Regions from separate parts of the Homo sapiens genome. Here region 2 is linked to region 1. A link is an interaction called in ENCODE POLR2A ChIA-PET data of the cell type or tissue named here. Cell type or tissue: OCI-LY7. All regions are shown on one strand. Each heading gives the region's core, and the rest is flanking DNA. Links, peaks and the distances in the headings are about the cores only.

Region 1 (5,375 bases), core at 143-5,142:
TCCTTATTTGAAAGATGTTAAAAGGTTAAAAAAAAAAGAAAGCTAAGTATTCTTTAGTAAGGTGTCAAACTTGATCAAAACAAATCATTGCACAGAAAATTATTACAGAAGAAACATCTGGGTAAGTAAAAAATATTGAAAACTAGGAGCACCAAGGGAGACCTGCTTTATTCAATTTTTTTGTTTGCTTTTAACTTTTTGAGATAATTGTAGATACACATGCAGTTGTAAGAAATACAACACAAGGCTGGGTGTGGTGGTTCATGCCTGTAATCTCAGCACTTTGGGAGGCCAAGGTGGGAGGATCGCTTGAGGCCAAGAGTTTGAGACCAATCTGGGCAATATAGCAAGACTCTATCTCCACAAAAATAAAAAATAATTAGTTGGGCATGGTGGTGTGTGCCTGTAGTTCTAGCTACTTAAGAGGTTGAGACCAGAAAATCATCTGAGCCCAGAAGTTCAAGTGAGCTATGATCATGCCACTGCACTCCAGCCTGGGCAACAGAGCAAAACTCTGTCAAAAAACTCTGTCCAAAATAAAAAAAAAAACCACAGAAAGAAAGAAGGCAAGGAATACCACACAGAGATTCTGTATGCCCATTACCCAGTTTCCCCTAATGGTAATATCTTACATAACTATAATATCCCAACGAAGAAACTGACATTGATAAAATCTACCAACCTTATTCAGATTTCACCAGTTTGACAGGCTCTCGTTTATGTGTGTATTTAGTTCTATACAACTTATAACCAACACCCCAGTCAAGAGAGAGAACGGTTCCATCACAAGGATCCCTCATGTTACCCTTTTTTTTTTAATGTTTTATTTTTTGAGATGGAGTCTCCCTCTAGTCCCCAGGCCAGAGTGCAGTGGTGCAATCTCTGCTCACTGCAACCTCTGCCCCCTGGGTTCAAGTGATTCTCCTGCCTCAGCCTCCCGAGTAGCTGGGGCTACAGGTGCGCACCACCACGCCCGGCTAGTTTTTATATTTTTTAGTAGAGATGGGGTTTCACCATGTTGGCCAGGCTGGCTTCAAACTCCTGACCTCGTGATCCGCCTGCCTTGGCCTCCCAAAGTGCTGGGATTACAAGCGTGAGCCACCGTGCCCAGCCTGCTACCCCTTTATTTATAGCCACAGGCATCTTTCTCCTCGGTACCTGTCTACATTATTTTTTTAAGGAAGAGAGCTTACATATTATTCTCTCATTATTTGTCATATGAACCCGAGTTCTTTTTCCATATTTGAAGAGTTATCAGTTGACTTTGGATTAGCTATTCCTATACAGTAGTGCACTGCAAAATGAGTAAAGACTTCCCCCAAAAGCAGAAATCTTGGCATCTTTCCAAAGCCCATCATTTACTAGCTGTGCGATCACTGCACTCTATGCAGCCTCCCAGGCACTCATCATTTCCTCCTGAACCACTGCACCACGGGATGCTAGCTGCTATTATTATCACTGTGATTGTTATTAGCCTGATTATGTCTCCCTTGATGCAGTTCTGCCACCCTCTGATACATTTTCTACAGAGCAGCCAGAGTGATCTTTCTTGAAATGGAATCCAAACTTGTCATTTGCTTGCTTAAAATCCCTCAGTGGCTTCCCGTGACTGGATGGGCCAAGTCTCATCTCCTCGGTCTGCCACACCAGGGCCTGACCCCACTTGTTCTCCAGCCCCTTCAGGTCCAAGTTAGAACCCACTTGTCATCTCTTTTCCCGGGGTCACTGCTCGTATCAATACTTCTCAGACTGAGGGTGCCGCCTCCTCTGGGAAAGCCTCCCTGATGGCCTCTCACTGCAGGCTTTGTGTCCCTTCACCATGTGCTCTTTGACTTTCCATTATGGTAAAATATATATAACATAAAACTTACCATTTTAACTGTGTTTAACTGTACAGTTCAGTGGCATTAGTACTTTATTCAGTTTTCCCACAAGTTTATTACTCCAGGTGTGGCAGGAGTTTAAGTCTTAATACAGAAAAGTTTTCCATAAAAGAAAGGAAGGAGAATATCAGAAGTTATACACGAGAAGACATAAAATCTCATTTAACAGGAAGGTTAAGCTATCACTAACAGTTGAGACCTAGCCTGTTTAATATGGTAGCCACTAGCCACATGTGGCAACTGAAATTCAATTTAAAAATTAGGGCCAGGCGCGGCGGTGGCTCACGCCTGTAATCCCAGCACTTTGGGAGGCTGAGGCAGGCAGATCACTTGAGGTCAGGAGTTTGAGACCAGCCTGGCCAACATGGTGAAACTCCGTCTCTACTAAAAATACAAAAATTAGCTGGGTGTGGTGGCACGTGCCTATTAATCCCAGGTACTCGGAAGGCTGAGGCACGAGAATCGCTTGAACCCAGGAGATCACACCACTGCACTCCAGCCTGGGCAACAGAGTGAGACTGTGTCTCAAAAAATAAAAAATAAAAATAAAAATAATTAAAAACAAACAAACAAAAAAGAAATACCCAGCTGTTGAAGGGCAAGAGGCAGGAGCAAAGCTGCCCAGCCACAGAGGACACTATGCATGCTGGAAGTATGTAGAAACTCAGTACACAAGAGATCACAACCTTAAACTGTGTCCATACCCAAAGGCCACAAAAATCCCAAACTAATCTGTTCCCAAAGGTATGCATTTAAAAAATAATAAATCCTGGCAATAAGGATACTCACTAAGGAGAGTGCTAACAGCACTATGTACAGAGGCTAAGAATGAAATGGTTAAGAGGCTAGGCTTTCCAGTGAGGGCCACGTTGCATCCTGAACAGGCGTCAGCTAAAGGGATGCAGTGGGCAGGGCATGTCTGACAGGGTCCAAGGTCACAGATGTGGTAGGTGGTAGAGCCAAGTCTGTTCCCTAGGGCCTGTGATCTTGACCACTCCCCAATGTTGAGGAAACTGCAGAAGCAAAAGCATTAAGTTGTGAAGCAGTGGGTAGCTGAAGCCTTAAGTACAACTAAGTAAATGAGAGGAGATAAATCTATAACTCCAAGATAAGCAAGGTCAAATATAAAGGGCTTTGTCTTTCAGGCTAAATTTGAACTTCATCTTGGTGAGGAACCATGGAAGGCACCTACTAAGCAAAGTAATTAGACAACCACATTTGTAATTGCAAAAGCGAACATTTGAAATAAGAAAGACTATCCAGCAGGAGAAGAGACAGACGAAAGGAAAGAGGAGTTAGGAAGCAGCACACAGTAATACGAAGAGTTCAGGCTTTGCAGTCAGTCTGCCAGCATTAGCCACAATGTAGCCTGGGGCACAGGGTTCCCCCTCCCAGAGCCTCAATTTCCTGACATATAAAATGGAGATATCTCCCTAACAGTTTTGTTGAAGAACTGGCCCATCCAAGGACTGCTGCCGGAGTTCTCCTGGAGACACCCTTCTGCTGTCCCGTTCTGGGACGGCTGGCTCTAAGGACAAGGAAGCAAAGCACATGCAAGCACGTCCGCAAAATATAGAGAAGGGAGGAGTCCGAGGCTTCCTAGTAACTTAGGCCTCTAAGATCCTCTTTGGGTTTAAAAGTGTGAGCTGGGTTTAGGTTGCTTACAACCCAGAGAGCCACAGTAAGTTTGTGGCAAGGACGACAAATGATATACGTAAAGCACCACGTATCAGCTACTCAATACAGGTGGTGTTCCTGAACTACTAGAATAGTTCAGGCATGGGAAAAGCACTCAAACTAACACATGAACGATGAGAATAAAAGAAAAAAAAGAACAGGCCGGGCATGGTGGCTCATGCCTGTAATCCCAATACTCTGGGAGGCCAAGGTGGAGAATCGCTTGAGTCCAGGAGTTAGAGACCAGCCTGGCCAACATGGCAAGACCTCCTTTCTACAAAAAATAAAAAAATTAGCTGGCGTGGCGGCACACACCTGTAGTCCCAGCTACGTAGGAGGCTGAGGCTGCAGTGAGCCAGGAGCATGCCACTACACTCCAGCCTGGATGACAAAGCAAGATCCTGTCTCAAAAAAGAAGAAGAAGATGAAGAAGAAATCTCACTAAGATATTCAGGAAGCAGTATTAAAAGGGCTGGTAACTGACTAAATGTGGGAGGGAAGTGAAAAAGAAGAGTGTAAGACAGTGGTTTTCAGCAAGGATGATTCTGCCCTTCAGGAGACATCTGACAATATATAGAGACATTTGTTTGTCATGACTGAGGTGGCAGGGTGCTAATAGCATCTAGTGGGTAGAAGGCTTAGGAGGCTGCTAAACACCTTACAAGGCACTGGATGGCCCCCACAACAAAGAATTACCCAGCCCCAAATGTCATTTCCAAGGTTTTGAAACTCTGGTCAAGCATATTTCCAGGTTCCTGGACTAAGGTGACAGGTAAAGAATATTTTCCTTACAATTTAATTAAGTTCTAGGAAAGACGGTTATCAATGAATGTTTGCTACCAACAATATGTTAATAGTTTCTGAAGCCAGTCTTTATTTAAGCCCTAACACCGTCTCCACTGCAGTCAAAGGGGCAAACTTAAATAGTGTAAATGAGTTTAGATTCTACACCAGTGTTAACAACTGAAAGCTGTGCGTATAAAATGGTAAAGAAAATAATTTTTACCAAAGTGTTAACAGTTTTCAATGAATAGAGAAGCAGAAACTGATATACAAACTCCCTTACCAATTTTAAGAAAAAGACTGTCCAAGCCATGTTACTTTCAAAGCTGTTTTTTAAAGATCAAATTTTGCATGTTGAACAAATAACATTACCAGGCTTGCTCAGTGAGGGGGCCAATGCCTGGTGTTAGGATGAGCATCATCTGTGCCTATATTCCCACAGAATCTGAGAGACAACAGCTTTTTCTTACTCACTGTCTGTCTCATCTCACTTGACTACTTGATCTGTGTAGTGAACTTGTACCACAGATATTTCTATCTCTGTTTTATAGTTAAACCCTTTCAGGTGGGGGAAGGAAGCGAGGTCTCTAGCAGCCTGGGGGTTGGGGGGAAGGCACAAGGCGGGCATCCCACAAGCAAGGGTACAAGGTCTCCAACAGTGGTGATGCAGGCCTGCAGTTTGCAGGTCACCAAGTATGCATGTGTTCACATCTGCATTCTCTCTTTTTTTTTTTTTTTGAGACAGAGTCTCACTCTGTTACCCAGGCTAGAGTGCAGCGATGCAATCTCAGCTCACTGCAACCTCCGCTTCCTGGGTTCAAGCAATTCTCTGCCTCAGCCTCCAGAGTAGCTGGGATTACAGGCAACTGTCACCATGTCCGGTTCATTTTTGTATTTTTAGTAGAGACTGGGTTTTACCATCTTGGCCAGGCTGGTGTTGAACTGCTGACCTCGTGATCCACCCACCTCAGCCTCCCAAAGTGCTGGGATTACAGGCGTGAGCCACTGCGCCTGGCCTGCATTCTCTTTATC
Region 2 (5,375 bases), core at 142-5,141, 260 kb after region 1:
TAACAAGCTTTTGCTCTTTGAGCTAGACCCTGGTTCTGAGGCAAGATTAGATTTCTATCTAACCCTTGTGGTCAATTCTTGAGACAAACGAAGCCCAATCTCAATTTTTCATTTCCTCTTTAGGAAGAGAATTTCCCCTTCCCCCCGCTGACTTCTCTCATTGGGGTGAGCATGCTTTACTGAAGGCAGGGAGTGTCTGTCCACCCACTGAGTGAAGGGTGAGAGCCTGGTGAGGATGGTTAGGATTAGGAGGTCACAGAGAAGCGCTTAGGAGAGCAGCTCCCGAAGTGGGGTGGCCAATAGCGTCCCCTTTGGAATTCTGGGGAACGCCGTGATTGAAATCACTATAGATAATTTGAGTTTACAAACTCATTTTATAAAAACTTAAAATAGGCCGGGTGCAGTGGCTCACACCTGTAATCCCAGCACTTTGGGAGGCCGAGGCGGGTGGATCACCTGAGGTCAAGAGTTTGAGACCAGCCTGTCCATCATGGTGAAACCCCATCTCTACTAAAAATACAAAAGTTAGCTGGGTGTGGTGGCATGCACCTGTAATCCCAGCTACTAGGGAGGCTGAGGCAGGAGAATTGCAATGAGCCGAGATCATGCCACTGCACTCCAGCCTGGGCAACAGAGCAAGGTTCTGTCTCAAAACAAATAAACACATGAATAAAAAAACCCAAAAAAACCCAAAACTTAAAATAGGCCAGGCATGGTGGTTCACGCCTGTAATCCCAGCACTTTGGGAGGCTGAGGCGGCAGATCACTTGAGGTCAGGAGTTTGGGACCAGCCTGGCCAACATGGTAAAACCCTGTCTCTACTAAAAATACAAAAACTAGCCTGGCGTGGTGGCATGTGCCTGTAATCCCAGCTACTTGGGAGGCTGAGGTGAGAGGATGGCTTGAGCCCAGGAGTTTTAGGCTGCAGTGAGTGGTGATGGAGTCACCGCACTCCAGCCTGGGTGACAGAGGGAGACCCCAACTCCCAAAAAAAAAAAAAAAAAGTTAAGAACAACTTAAAATAGCAATACATGCACATGGTGTAAACATCAAAAGGGAATGAAATGAAATGCAAAGTCTCCCTCCTGCCCTGGCCTTCAGCTGCATGCTCTGGAGGCTCTCCGGAGAGAGCTCCAGAGGCAGCCATTTTTGACAATGTCTTGGGTTCCCATGGATAACTGTAGTGACTGCTGGAAATGTAAGAGGAGTGTGTGTGGCTAGGCCCATCTCAGCAGGCTGCAGATACTTACTTGGGAAACTGGATGTCTATGAAATTCTTGGGCACATATCCTTCCTGGCTCCCAAGCTCCGCCTTAAACCACTCCTCTTGGTTACTTAAAATCTACATGGAAGAAAAGGAAAGACAAAGACATTGGAGGGAGGACACCAAAAAAACAAGAGAAAGGGGCTGCCAGGCAAAGAAGGCCCTTTTGGACTTAGAGGAAAATATGTTAATAAGTTGAAAGAACTCAACAGCTGTTCTAGGATTTACCCCAGGCCTGTGGAGGAGCCGTGGGTTTACCTTTGGAGTCAGCTTCTCCTGACCCCAGGTTATTTCTGTCCACTTGTGCCGTCCACTCATGTCACCCCACTGTGGCTTGGCCTCCCAAATTCAGCACTCAAGGACTTCCCTGAATCCCTTTTTCTATTTTGGAAATTCATTTGTCCCAGTTAGCACCTTAAGTTCCTCATCTCAGCAGATGGTGAGAAGGAAGAATGGTTACTCCACGGTGTATTTTTTTTTTTCTCTTCCAGGTAACCAGGAAACTTTTCTCTTTTTTTTGTTGTTGTTTTTCGTTTTTTTGAGACAGAGTCTTGCTCTGTCGCCAGGCTGGAGTGCAGTGGCGGGATCTCAGCTCACTGCAACCTCCACCTCCTGGGTTCAAGCGATCCCCCTGCCTCAGCCTCCTGAGTAGCTGGGATTACAGGCATGCGCCACTACACCTGGCTAATTTTTCATATTTTTAGGAGAGACGGGGTTTTACCATATTGGCCGGGACTGTCTTGATCCTTTGACCTAGTGATCCACCTGCCTTGGCCTCCCAAAGTGCTGGGATTACAGGCGTGAGCCACCAGGCCCAGGAAACTTTTCAAAAATTCAATTTGTTATTGTTTTTTAAACAGGCAGATTAAAACTTAAACATCCCAGTGGGGCCAGCTTTGGAAACAGTAACTCTTTGTGTTCACATGCTGTGTATTTCACAGATATTTGGCTGGAACCCAAGATACTTGGGATGCCTTTTCTAAACTTGCTTTTAAAGCCAGATCCCAAACAAAACCAAAAGTTCTGTCTTGTTACTCTGTGGCCTGACTTTGACTGTGACCCCAAATGTTATTGTCTACCTCAGTTACTCATATTACTCACCAGACTTGACTGTATGTGGCTTCTGGTTTCTCAAAAAATGAGATTCACCATTAAAAGACAAAATATTTGACACCGCCACTGAGAATGTTTTGAAAGTCTGAGGCCAGGTGTGGTGGCTCGCGCCTGTAATCCCAGCACTTTGAGAGGCCAAGGCACATAGATCACTTGAGGCCAGGAGTTCGAGACCAGCCTGTCCATCATGGTGAAATGCCATCTCTACTAAAAATACAAAAAGGAGCCGGGCCTGGTGGCACATGCCTGTAATCCCAGCTACTCGGGAGGCTGAGGCAGGAGAATTGCTTGAACCCAGGAGGCAAGGTTGCAGTGAACCGTGATCTTGCCACTGGACTCCAGCCTGGGCAACAGAGCAAGCCTCTCTCAAAAAAAAAATTTTTTTTAAGTCTTTGATATAGACTAGAACAATAATTCTAAATAAGGATAGCAGAGCAAAAGATGGAAAGAACTCTGATAATGTCACTGAACCGCTGAATTAGATGATACCCAGGAGCCTTCCTACTTCTGGACTTTGAGAAATTACAAGTCTTTGTTATTGTTTAAGCCATTTTTAGTTTATGTTTCTTGCTCCTGAAAATATCTTAACTGATAGAAGTGTGATGATAAAGAAGAAAGCAGAAATAGATAGAAAAGGCATCCATATGTAGAGGAGAGACCACTTGCCTTGGCAACGAAAGGAGTTACTGAGGCCAAGTCAGATGGCAATGGACTTCCTCCTTCAGCTCTGAGGAGGTGTGGTGTGTTCTGGGAATGAAATGCCTCCAGGTGGCTGGAATGTAGACTGTGAATATCTTGAAATGTAGGGGGAGCCCTTAAAGGATTTTGAGCAGGGAAGTAACAGTAAGAATTAGAGTTCAGAAAGAGCTCTGGCTGGGTGCGATGGCTCATGCCTGTAATCCCAGCACTTTGGGAGGCCCAAGTGGACGATCGCTTGAGCCCAGGAGTTTGAGACCAGCCTGGGCAACAAAGCGAGACCTTGTCTCTATGAAAATAAAAATAAAACTTAGCAAGGCGTGGTGGAAGCGCACCTGTAGTCCCAGCTACTCAGGAGGCTGAAGCGGGAGGAGGGTGTGAGCCCAGGAGTTAAAGGCTGTAGTGAGCTCTGATTGTACCACTGTACTACAGCCTGGACAACAGAGAGAGACTCTGTCTCTAATTAAGAGAGAGCGAGAGAGCGACAGAGCTCTGTATCAGAGATCAGAATGTGAAGATAGATTGCAAGGCTAAAGTCGGCAGAAAAACTGCAGGAAGATGAGCGCAGGCCTCCAGTCAAGAGATGATAGGGCCTAGGCTAAGAGGAGGTGAGGATATATTTTAGAGAAATTCAGGAAGCAAACAGGCAGGATTTCTTGACCAATCTTGGAAGCTAAGGGAGAGGAGGACTCTGGGATGCCACTGGATTTCTGGCTTGGGAGACTGAGTAGGTGGTGACGGCTTTACAGAAATAGAAGATACATGAGAGGAGGCAGGGCTGAGAAAGGGCTCATGGGCTTCAGATTGCATGCGGGTGACTGTGAGTTGAATTCTTCAACTAAGAAGAAAAGCTCAGGGAGCAGCTGGATATGTCAGTCTGGACCCAGGAGAGAGGCTAAGGTTGGGGCTTGGGGTTTCAGAGTCATCAGAAAGTGGGTGGAGTTGAAGTCACAGGGCCCTTGGGCTTCTTTCTCCCAGAAAAGAAGATGGGAAGATAATGGAAAGAACTAAGTGCTTGAGTGGAGATGATGACCTATTTCTAACATCACTCCAAGGTGGAAGGAAGGGGACAGTGTTGTGAGTTGGGAACGAGAAGACCTGGTTTCTAGCTTGGCTCCATCACTAGATATGTGATCTTGGCCAAGTCAATCAGCCATTTGAAAAATGGAGATAATAATAGCCACCTAGCACCTCACAGAGCTGATGTGAGGATCAAATGAGCCCTGGTACCTGAAAGTCCTTCAGAAAGTGTAGACTCTTTTCAAAAAATACAATTCCATCAAATGTGGTATTCTTATGAGGGAGGCCTCCAGCTCTGAATAGGACATGGAAGGGTTTATACGTTCTTTAAAGCATTATGTGTGTATGTTTTGAATTTAGTCATTTATTCTGAAGGAATAAAAGTGTGTCCCATATTTGAGTTTGAGATTGCTGAGAACAGAAAACTTTATAGTTTCTAACATCAAATGTGACTGCTGGTGTCACTAAGGACATGTGGGTATGTGTGTGCTGAGGGGGCAAGGGAGGAAGCAGAAAATCTAGGTCAAAAGAACTAGGAAACCCAGCAGCAGCGCCTCGTAGCCACGTAAAAACACAAGAGCACACTGCACTCCATCCATCGCTTCTGAATTCATGGCATTGGAATTCCTTTCTCCCGTCACATGGGAATGTGGTGTTTGGCCAGGGTAGCAAATGTCACACAGAAAGGGGTAAAAGAGGCCATTTGGAAACTACCTTGTCACCGTAAGAACCACACGTTGAGGCCGGGTGCCATGGCTCACGCTTATAATCCCAGCACTTTGGGAGGCTGAGGCGGGTGGATCACCTAAGGTCAGGAGTTTGAGACCAGCCTGGCCAACATGGCAAAACCTGATCTCTACCATAAAGACAAAAATTAGCCAGGCATGGTGGTGCATGCCTGTAATCTCAGCTACTTGGGAGGCTGAGCCACGAGAATTGCTTGAACCCAGGAGGCGGAGGTTGCAGTGAGCCGAGATTGCGCCATTGCACTCCAGCCTGGGCAACAGAGCAAGACTCTGTCTCAAAAAGAAAAAAAAAAAAAAAAAAACCACACACTTTGTACTTCATTTTCTGACCTGAAAGCAGCTCTGTAATTTTAGTTATCATGCCTCAGACCTCCTCTAGAAACTGAAAGATTATCCCACAATGCCAGCCATTTCTCTCCGCCACCTGGTGCTTGGTCTGCCTAACACTGTGTTTCTAGAGAGGTGAATTTGCAGGCTCTTTACCATGTATAGAAGGTGAGGTTTTTTTTTAAAAAAAATTCTCATTTTCTGCAAAG

The links. Peaks named below come from ENCODE experiments on the same cell type or tissue, not always from the same donor. Only the 100,000 strongest peaks of a DNase experiment are listed, where the experiment ranks them.
Region 2: POLR2A ChIA-PET joins it to region 1 with 12 read pairs; 3 of 35 experiments call an interaction of 5 or more read pairs at or near these places.

Annotation. Positions count from the first base shown.
Region 1 is chr22:40,209,724-40,215,098 of GRCh38, reverse strand. The region is part of intron 1 of TNRC6B (trinucleotide repeat containing adaptor 6B); the gene reads right to left. Among named protein-coding and RNA genes, the nearest start is that of TNRC6B, 34 kb to the right of the region's middle. RefSeq lists an enhancer at 3,820-3,919. In OCI-LY7, for the core only: a CTCF peak has its summit at 4,271; DNase peaks (open chromatin) are centred at 4,118 and 4,978; H3K4me3 peaks cover 2,310 bases; H3K27ac peaks cover 3,048 bases.
Region 2 is chr22:39,951,786-39,957,160 of GRCh38, reverse strand. It overlaps GRAP2 (GRB2 related adaptor protein 2), which reads right to left. Exons shown (of 8, transcript NM_004810.4): 3 at 1,251-1,342. Among named protein-coding and RNA genes, the nearest start is that of TMA7B, 5.9 kb to the left of the region's middle. RefSeq lists a silencer at 5,181-5,240 and an enhancer at 5,341-5,375. In OCI-LY7, for the core only: no CTCF peak of the experiment used is centred there; no DNase peak of the experiment used is centred there.